Linked DNA regions of Homo sapiens: region 2 is linked to region 1. The links are chromatin contacts, found by Hi-C or POLR2A ChIA-PET in ENCODE. All regions are on one chromosome and are shown on one strand. Each heading gives the region's core, a stretch centred on a gene start or an enhancer-like site at or near the end of the contact. The rest is flanking DNA. Distances are from core to core; before and after follow the strand shown.

Region 1 (5,194 bases), core at 867-3,366:
CAGTTGTGCGGTAGGGCTCTCTGTCCTGCCCCTTTTTACCTAAAAGCAAGGCATAAATTCTCCATGAGAAAGATGGCCTCCCCGTACCGGGAAGAGGAGAACATTCTTATCATTGGAGTTAGGGAGCAGATGCTGAGATGAGTCTGTACAAACAAACCTTACTAGAATAACTCTTATCTTCCGTGGGTTTCCCTCATATATTTCCTAGTCACTTTCCCACAATTTTCTGCCCCTAGCCCAAACCCTCTTTTCCTTTGTCTTGTCCAATCTCCACAATTTACTTCTCTTTGTTAAAATGGTATATTTAACCGCTTCCTTGTGGTTTTCACGTCTTTCTATAAAGCCCCTCTCCCTACCCTATGCCGTGTAAAAATGTTAACATCAAATAATTATTCGTATGCGTTTTCTACTGTTAATCTTTTATCAGTTCAATTCACAGGTCCCAGCCATAGAACCTAGAGAAAAAGTCTCTTCCCCTTCAGTTCCCAAGCTGCTGGTCATACTGCCCCTCACTATGGCTTCATGTCCTGCTCTGGAGGGTCACAGAGAAGGTCGTTTGTTGTAGGGAAAGAGCTGAGAACAGCGGTGTGCCCTCTGAGAAAGCAGCAAACTGTCCTTTTTGCCTCTAAGGGTCTGTACTTATGGTTTGGCCACGTCCCCACCCAAATCTCATCTTGAATTGTAGTTCCCTTAATCCCCATGCATCATGAGAGGGACTAGGTGGAGGTAAGTGAATCAGGGGCAGTTTTCCCCATCCTGTTCTTGTGATAGTGAGTGCTCATGAGATCTGATGGTTTTATAAGAGGCTTCCTCCTTTGCTGGGCACTTATTCTTCTTGTTCCTGCCATTATGTGAAGAAGGACGTGTTTGCTTCACCTTCAACCATGATTGTAAGTTTCCTGAGGCCTCCCCAGCCCTGCAGAACCGTGAGTCAATTAAACTTCTTTTCTTTATAAATTACCCAGTCTCGGGTATGTCCTTTTAGCAGTGTGAGAATGGACTAATACAATACTCTTCATATCAGGACTGCAAAGACCACTGAGCACAGGTTAATTCAGGTGCAGTCCTGTAGGGGGTAACCTCAAGGCTTCAGGGCAAGTTGGTCTTGGAGTAAATGTGAGTTAAAATGTGAGTTATAAACCAGGCAGGTCGGCTGGATGCAGTGGCTGGAGCCCATGAGACCAGCCTGGGCAACACAGTGAAACCCTATCTCTACAAAAAAATTTTTAAAGTTAGCTGAGTGTAGTAGTGCACGCCTGTAGTCCTAGCTACTCAGGGGGCTTAGGTGGGAGGTTTGCTTGAGCCCAGAGGTTGAGGCTGCAGTGAGCCATGATTATACCATTGCACTGCAGCCTAAGCAGCAGAGAGAGACTGTCTCAAAAAAGAAAGAAAGAAAGAAAGAAAGAAAGAAAGAAAGAAAGAAAGAAAGAAAGAAAGAAAGAAAAGAAAGAAAAGGAAAGAAAAGAAAGAAAGAAAGAAAGAAAGAAAAGAAAGAAAGAAAAGAAAGAAAGAAAGAAAGAAAGAAAGAAAGAAAGAAAGAAAGAAAGAAAAGAAAGAAAGAAAGAAAGACACCAAGCAGGTCTTTTGAGATGCTTTACCGCTGGGATGATTGGAATATGAGTTGGGGAACCTTCTGGACACTCATGAACGCCTGCATTGGTCAGGCATGCACTTTTGTAATGGAACAGGAGAAGAAGCCTTTGGGAAAAGGCAGGGGGTGATGAATTTGGTTACTGTTTTCTTTTCTTTGAGATGGAGTCTCACTCTGTCACCCAGGCTGGAGTGCAGTGGTGTGATCTCAGCTCACTGCAACTTCCGCCTCCCGGGTTCAAGTGATTCTCATGCCTCAGCCACTAAAGTAGCTGGGATTTACAGGCGCACACCACCACGCTTGGCTAATTTTTGTATTTTTAGTAGGGCCGGTGTTTCACCATGTTGGCCAGGGTGGTCTTGAACTCTTGACCTCAAGTGATCTGCTGGCCTCGGCCTCCCAAAGTGCCGGGATTACGGTGTGAGCCACCGTGCCTAGTCTGGGTACTCTTTTCAGTCTACAGTCTCTGAACTCTGACAACTTCCTGTCGCTCTGAGTGTGACTGTGCTTGTGGTTCCTCTGAGAGTCGAGGTGGAGCTACCCACCCCCTCTCCACACTGGTCTCATGTGTGATCGGAGCTGTGTGCTGGGGAGATGCACAGTCAGGTTAGAGGGCAGCTTGGGTCCTGGAGCTGCAATGGACACACACCCCTCTCTGCTTAGCTGTGGCTGCCCTCAGTGCATATGCAGGGCTGGCTCCCTGGCAGATCTGACTTTCTCTGGTTCTGTGGCTGTCATAAGATTTATTCAGAATCCCTCTTATGAGTTTTGGAACTGAAGCTGTTCTCAAACCAGTCGCAGATTCTACTTGTTAAGAGAAGCAATGTATACAGAATATCGGCAGTTAGGAGGCATGCGTGGGTTCCAGTCCCAGTCTCACTGGCAGTGAGACCTTGAGCAAGTCACTCAACTTCCCTGAGCCTCAGGGTTTTCATGTGCATCATGGAGGAATTCTCCTTCCTGCCTCCTGCTTTTCTCTAATCTTCCCCCATGGTGAGAGGCCTCTCCCAGGAGGAGGTCTGCCTGCTGATATCTATCCGCCTCTCATCCATGTGGGTTCTATGGGGAGGAAGGGGGAATTCCATTAAGCTGACTGGTGAATGAGAGCTGGGAAACATGGGGAACATGCCCTTCTTCATGGGAAACATGCCCTTCTCCATGATGTCCATACTTGCATGACAGGATAAAACTATCTCCTGCAATCTGCCACAATGGGTCATTTTGAAATCTCGAAGAAGTCATTTATTCAGATTAAAACTATTTATAGCAGATGTAAGCAAACAATTCATTGGTGTCCTTGAGATTGATGGTTGGCACTTTACAGTTTTCATTAAAAGTTAAACTCTTTCTTCATTCAGCAAATATTTCAGTGCCCATTATGTGTCCTGTACTGGGATACAGCAGTGAATGAGACAGACCAGATCCTTGCCCTCTTGGGGCTGGCATCCTAGTGGGGAGATGGACAATGCTGGGCGTGGTGGATCATGCCTGTAATCCCAGCACTTTGGGAGGCCGAGGCGGGCAGATCACCTGTGGTCAGGAGTTCAAGACCAACCTGGCCAACATGGCGAAATCCTGTTTCTACAAAAAATATAAAAATAAGCCAGGCGTGGTGGTGGGCACCTGTAATCCCACCTACTTGGGAGGCTGAGTCAGGAGAATTGCTTGAACCCAGGAGGTGGAGGTTGCAGTGAACTGAGATCATGCCACTGCACTCCAGCCTGGGCAATAGAACAAGACTCCATCTTAAAACAAACAAACAAACAAACAACAACAAAAAAAACTGTATATAATTTGCAAATAGTGGTAAGTGCTATGGATAAAGATGAAGCAGGGAACAAGGTCCAGGAGATGCAAGCATGGGTGCTATAACTTTGACCCAGAGGGCAGGGCAGATTCCTTCACTGATGGAGGGGAGGGAAAGGCAGGTCGATGCTCAGCCAGTGTGGAGGTACTGATAGGGACCTGGTCCACTCCAAGACTATCAGGGAGGTCAGGGTGGGTGGAACAGAGTGAGAGGGAGGGAAGTAGGAGATGAGCTCAGAGCAGTATCAGTGGGGGTAGAGCGGAGGCTGGGGGTAGATAGCAGGTGATGTAAAACTGGTGGGAGGGTGTCCAGGGAGGTGATATGACATCCCTCCACAGGGCCAATCCATAGCGATTGTTTTATTCTTTGCCACATGCAAAGCCTGTCATGTGGAAGGCAGGAAAGGCCTAAAATCATAAGGGCACAGTGGTGCTGTTCCAGATCCTGTTCCTCAGTGCATGGTCCCAGGGCCAGCAGCACTGGCATCTCCTGAGTGCTTGTTAAAAATGCAGAATCTCAGCCCTACCACACACCTGCTGGATCGAAACCTGCATCTCACAGGGCCTGCAGGTGATCCATGGCCCACGAACATTGGAGAAGCAATGGTCTGGAGTCATCTGTGACTTTGGGCATCAGAAGCCCTGGGGGCTGCTCAAAACATGTCTACTTCATTGCCTGCTGGCCTCAGTTTTCTTGTAGTTTCACCTGCAAGGAGATGAGAATGATGCTGACATTCTCTGCTCTGCCCAAGCTCTTCGGCTTTTCTGAGCGAGTGCCACTTTCAACACCGCTTTCCCCATCCATCAGACCAATCTCTCTCTGGGGTGGTGTAGACTGGGAAGGTGCCTCTGGGAGCTGATACTCTGGCTCTGTGGAATTTCTAGGCTGTCTTTCTTCAGTGTGCTCAGAGAAGATGTTCTTTCCTCATAGTAGAGTATTACAAAGTCTATATTGTGACAGGGAACGGTGCTGCCTTCTCTGTGTGCACATAATGCCACTCCTCCGTTCAGCAGGGCGTATGCTTTGAGCTGAGCCACAAGCCTGGTGATTCACCTATAGGCCAAATTCCCATCATTTATTGCCAGGTCCCTTATGCACCCAGTGGTTCCAGATGCGGAAGGCTGGTTGCCTTCAAGGGTAGATGGAAATGCCTGTTTTCATGACAAGCACAGATGTTGTATTGTATTGACTGGTTTATGCTAGGATTGGGCATCATATAGTCGGCCCACCCTCCCAAAACAAAACACACAGCCCTGTGGCCTGGGTCCCGAGCCTGGAGTTTTCAGGTCTAACTATTTGGCTTAACTATTGTTAACTCCTGAGGGACTCTGGGTGAATGACTTTCCATGCGTGAACATCAAGCTGCTTATTGATAAAACAGTTACAATCATTTCTACTTCACAAGTTATTGAGGCTTCATTATCTAAATGCTTTTGAGAGCTGTCCTTAAATGTGTCATTTCCAGGCTTACGTCACTACATACTAGTGTGCCTTTTTTTTTTCTTTTTTTAATGAGTGTGAAATTGTCTCCCTCCTTCTGTTCATTTAGACTGCAGCATTGATGAGCAGGTAGTGGCAAATGCCTCTTCATATTACTCACAGATTACTGTGGGTTAAGAAATAAACTGGGCATTGACCTTTCCTTGCTGTTTCTGAATTAGTCACACACTTCTCATTGTTTGTGTATGGCAGCAGCATGACCTAAATAAAGTTAGGGTTGATCTCTTTCAGAATATATTTTGGATTTCTCCTTACAATAAAGTTAAGGCAAGTTGATGTATGGTTTGCAATCAAAT
Region 2 (5,194 bases), core at 1,048-3,547, 79 kb before region 1:
GGCCGGCGTTGAACTCCTGGGCTTAAGCGATCCTCCTGCTTCAACCCCCCAAAGTTCTTGGATTACAGGTGGGAGCTACCACACCTTTCCTGTTTGTTTAGATGTCTGACTTTCACAGTGTAGATGTTCCTTAAATTCCTGGTGATGCCTGAATTTCGTTTTCATATTGAAATGAATCTTACAAGGTTCAGAAGAGCTTATTGGATACTGTGTGCCTGAGTAGCGCTGCTCATGGACTGGGGAGCTTCCCTGTGGAGTGGTCGGATGTTTGAGCCAGTTCCTCAAATATCAGTATCTCTCCGGAGGTTTTCCTCTGGGGCCATTCCTTCTCAGAGAAGAATCTCCTAATCTCCTGTGTAGGGGATGTAAACCTGGGTGCTGGCATTCTGGGAGCCAGGTGGGCAAGGGTCACGGGCTCTTACCATTCAGTGCACGAAGTTTAGCTTTTGCCTTCTGCTTTTCAGTCTGATGTCTCATCTCTTCTCCCTTCCAAGCTGTGGCTCCCAGGGTTGAGAATATGAAGATCAAACTTTTCAGTGTGGATTCTGTAGGCTGGAAATAAGGCGATCCCTTTTCTGCCTGTCGTAAAGGTCACAGCCGACACTCCTATACCAAAAGACAGATTAACAAGAGTAAGCCATATCAAATTTAGTTAATCATAGCCTTATGTGACACAAGAGCCTTTGGAATGAAGACCTAAAGATACAGAGAAAGCTATCCATTTTTATGCTTAGGTTTGATGCATAATGGATAGTTGTGTAGAGCGGTGATTGGACAAGGAGAGAATGACCCCAGCAAGGCCTGACCGTTCAGATTCTTCCTGGCCTCTCTGAGTGGCATTCTTTCACTCCAGGTAGGGGGTAGACCTCCCCTGGAATGAGGGTCTTATGACCTACTATCAGACAAGGTAAATCAGAGAATTTCTTGCACAGAAAGGTGGGGATGGAGGGGAAGGTTAGAGATGTATTTCTAGGTTTTACGGCTGACTCTCGGGGAGAGGGGTTCTGGTTTCTATGTCCTTCTTTGGGGAAGAGGAATTCTAGTTTCTATGGCTTGCCTCGAGGGCAAATGAGGGGGTGAGAGACAGGAGAGCAGGAGAAAGTCAGAGAGGGACTTTGCTTCTGGGGCTACTTCTGAAGCATCCACTTTGTTGTATTGTTTCCTGAGCCCCAACTAGTCTAACTAAATTCCCACACGTCATCCCCACTTTCTCCGTATCTGATGCCTCTGATTCCTGAGCCTTCTTAGGATTCAGTGGGGTGAATGCATTTGATTCTGCTCCGTTCTCCCCTCTGCCGGAATTTTTGAGTGTCAGCTTTCCTCCTTCTGCCTGAGTTCATCTGTCACTCTTCCATATACCCTCAGTCTTCCAGAAATTACTCCATCTTTCTCATCTGCTGGGTCTCCTCTCCCTTTCTCATTGTCCCTGTGGGTTAACGTTAACTCTCCCAGGGCCAAAAGGATGACTTGCACGTCTTCAGTTTGCTTACAGGGCAAACATGAAGGCTTAAGAATCATTCATTGATTGGTTTGCCCATCTCCATAATCATTGAAATACTCTGCCCTTTTTCCATTTTTGAGCTTAAAAAAAAAATGTTCTCTATTGTGTGTCATTGGCAGGTGGGTAGATTCAAATGGTAACATCGACTTGGTGCCATATCCAACTCTTAGTAGGTTCCTTCTCCTTTCGGCTGCTTAGATGCCCAGGAAACCTGGGGCCTGCCCGGCATCAGTCCCTCCCCTGTGCCAAGCACTGCTGCCCTCTTTGGCCAAGCTGCCTTGTTTCCAAACTGTTCAGAAAGGAGGAGTCAGGAGGGGAAGTTGGGACAGCTCTGAGGTGCCTGAAGGGGCTGAGTTTCTCTTCCTCTCCTAAGCAGAAACAGGGTGCTCTTAAAATAGCCTTTGGAGCTTTGTGATGTGAATACAACCACACAGCCCTTCTCAGAATTTGCTTATTATGGAAAATAAAAATCACTAGGAATAGGCACCCCCCGCCCCCCCGCCCCCAATTCATTCTCATGGCTGATTTTAAGAAGCTGCATCTTGACTGTTGCTAGGTGGTTTCAGGGTAGAAAGCATCCAACTTCCAGTCCTGGGCTGCCTTCACAGCATTTCAGATTCATGCTGCATGGTGCGGCCGCAACTGTTCGCCTATAGACCTCGGCTGGGTGTGCTTTTTCTTCTTCTTCCCCTTATGCAGTCGAAGCAGGGAATAGGAAATGTTTCTGAGGCCTGGCATGGGCTGTGGGATTCTCAAATTGTGAGGACTACCACGACCAGGCTCAAGGAACTGGTGGTGCCTTCTGCCATCTTGAGATTTTTCAAAATGAGACTGATTTGACTTTTATCAATGATTTGATTTTGTGGAAGTTATTAAAGGTTCTGACAAGTTTATTGTGTTTTTAAGTGACTCACACCTGTAGGTAAATCTGAAATGCTTTTGTAAGTCTGGGTAGTGGTCTGGAGAGAAGGGTGTGTCTTTTCTAGATATTAGGAAAACACATCATCTCATACAAGGGCAAGAGTGTTTTGGTCTCATGATCTGGGAGTGCACATGGTAAACAGCTGTGCTGGTTAATTATTATCAGAAAAAAAAATGACTGCAGTTCAAATATTTAATTTTTTTTTGGTAGATGTTTCCCGACCTTGACTTGGTTTATAGTTAATAATACCATACAGCAAGTCACTAGATTTGTGGCATATGTTTTGCAACTAGTTAATCTTTGAGGGCACACTAAGAAGTTGCATGGTGAGAAGCTAGACATTGTACACCCTTTAAAAGATGTGTGTTTGATTAGGTTTCACAAAATTCCAGGCTAGAAGTATTTCAGTCATGGGAACTAGATGGCCCAGTTGTCTGGGTATTAAAGTGTCCCAAAATCATTGTTTTTCAGAGGAGCGTTGGCTTTGCCCCTGGGTATCTAACGCCTTGGGTTTCCATCTTTGCCAAATCCTTCTTCATGAAGACAGCAGCCCTACCCCTGCTATGTCTTAAATCACATATCTTCATACTTAACTAGCTATATAGGAGAGCTACCATCCAGGTACTGACCAGGAGTTTAACCACAAATATACTGCTACCCAACACCTTTCCAGTATTTGGTTGGGCATGGTGATATCTGTGGAGGATTGCTGGTTGTCTGACCTGTTCCTGAATTTAACCTGGCCATTAGTGAGCTCTCTACGTAACATGATGTTAGCCTAGAGCACTCCCTGAATTGTCCTTTATCTTGGTGCTATCGGGCGGTGTTGATGGTTGTTAAGTTGCTGGATGCTGAAACAGAAAAGCTGACAAACACCCATTGCTGAATTTTTACTTTACCCAAGTCACGATTCCTGGGCTTTTTTTGTCCTATATTAGGTGATTCTTGCATTGCTATAAATACCTGAGACCGGGTAATTTATAAGAAAAGAAGTTTAATTGGCTCACGGTTCTGTAGGCTGTACAGGAAGCATGATGCTGGCGTCTGCTTGGTTTCTGGGGAGGCTTCAGGAAATGTACAGTCATGGCAGAAGGCAAAGGGGGAGCAGGCATGTCACATGGCCTGAGCAGGAGCAAGAGAGAGAGGGAGGAGGTGCCACACACTTACAAATGACCAGGTCTTGCGAGAAGTCACTATTGTGAAGATTGCACCAAGAGGATGGTGCTAAACCTTTCATGAGAAATCCATCCCCATGATCCAGTCACCTCCCACCAGGCTCCATCTCCAACACTGGGGATTACAATTTGACATGAGATTTAGAGGGGACACAGATCCAAACTATATCAGATGCTAAAACAAAAAAGCCCCCATATGCCCATTGCTCTATCTGTTAATTTACCCAAAATTATGATTCCTGGGCTTTTTTTTTTTTTTTTTTTTTTCTGAGACAGAGTCTTACTCTTTCACCCAGGCTGGAGTGCAGTGGTGTGGTCTCAGCTCACTGCAACCTCTGCCTACCAGGTTCAAGCAGTTTTCCTGCCTCAGCCTCCTGAAAGCTGGGATTACAGGCACATGCCACCACACCTGGCTAATTTTTGTATTTTAGTAGAGACGAGGTTTCCCCATATCGTCCAGGCTGGTCTCAAACTGCTGACCTCAAGTGATCTGCCCGCCTCTGCCTCCCAAAGTGCTTGGATTACAGGCATGAGCCACTGTGCCCGGCCTGATGCCTGAGCTTTTTTCCCCGGAGATAAATGTTGCTTCTCCCACACAGTGGTTTAAATTTTTTTTCAATTTCGTTGCCTTTACATGAGGCATACACCCTCTAGATGACCCCAGTCCTTATCGTTCTCTATCATCTGACACTGGCTTCGCTCAGTTTCTTTGTCTGCCTGGCTCCTGTGGGCATTTGAATTTGCAAATCCTGCTTTAGACAGTGTAATTTTATGTATTAACTTGGCTAGGCCACAATACCCAGGTATTTGGTCAAACACCAGTCTAGATGTTGCTGTGAAGGGATTTTCTAGAAGAGATTAACATTTAAATTGGCAGTCGTTGAATAAAGCGGATTACCCCCCATAATGTGGGTGGGCCTCACCTAATCAGTCGAAGACCCCAAGAGAAAAAGACCGGGGTTCCCCCGAAAAAGAGGAAATTTTGCCTTCACAAGAAAAAGGAAATTTTGCCTTCACACGGCCTCTGGACTTGAACTGCAACATCAGCTCTTCCCTGGGTCTCCAGCCTGCCAATGTACCCTTTGGAGTCACCAGCCCCTGTAATTGTGCAAGCCAGTTCTTTAAAAGAGATCTCTATAAATGTCTGTACATCTGCTGGTTCTGTTTCTCTTAAGTACACTGCCTAGTACATACAGTGAGCTCTTCATAGAGACCTTCAAGGACAACAGTTGATTTGCTTTTATATTATGGATACTGAGTCATGTGATTGGAAATGTTTCCCTTTTTGCATTGATAGGAAAAGCTTACAATCAAATCTGGGTCTTTCAGCAAATGAATCCTGATGGGTACACATCACCAGTAGTAGAGGCACACTAGTGAAATGGTGGGAGGGAATACCAGAATCTGAGGTTTGTCAGGGAGAGCATTTGGCGAGCCTGTTTAGTTTAAATCTACCTGCCCGCATCCCCTGCACTGGGGTAAGCCATCTTAAATATTTTCTAAGATAGAGGCATAAGCAAACAAAAAAACAGCATACCTTTTCATCAATCTACTTCAGATAACATACACTTTTTGAGTCATGATCAGGGATAGTAG

What was found. A loop is a pair of places that touch in the nucleus more often than their neighbours do. ChIA-PET counts read pairs that join two places held with the same protein, here RNA polymerase II (POLR2A). Pooled maps may share reads with other maps.
Region 2: a loop to region 1 is called in a pooled map, with 4 times the contacts of the local background. The contact joins two enhancer-like sites. A Hi-C loop is called at or near these places in 1 of 168 maps with a recorded cell type or tissue (posterior vena cava), 3 of 37 single-sample maps with no recorded cell type and 9 of 50 pooled maps. POLR2A ChIA-PET finds 5 or more read pairs at or near these places in 3 of 52 experiments (CD4-positive, alpha-beta T cell, OCI-LY7 and WTC11).

What each region holds. Positions count from the first base shown.
Region 1 is chr14:89,507,498-89,512,691 of GRCh38, reverse strand. It overlaps a transcript of FOXN3 not described here. Among named protein-coding and RNA genes, the nearest start is that of FOXN3-AS2, 66 kb to the left of the region's middle. Within about 2 kb of position 2,116, at least 9 of the 41 ENCODE cell types and tissues checked have a DNase peak (open chromatin) inside an H3K27ac peak, as active enhancers do.
Region 2 is chr14:89,586,539-89,591,732 of GRCh38, reverse strand. It overlaps a transcript of FOXN3 not described here. Among named protein-coding and RNA genes, the nearest start is that of FOXN3-AS2, 13 kb to the right of the region's middle. Within about 2 kb of position 2,297, at least 6 of the 41 ENCODE cell types and tissues checked have a DNase peak (open chromatin) inside an H3K27ac peak, as active enhancers do.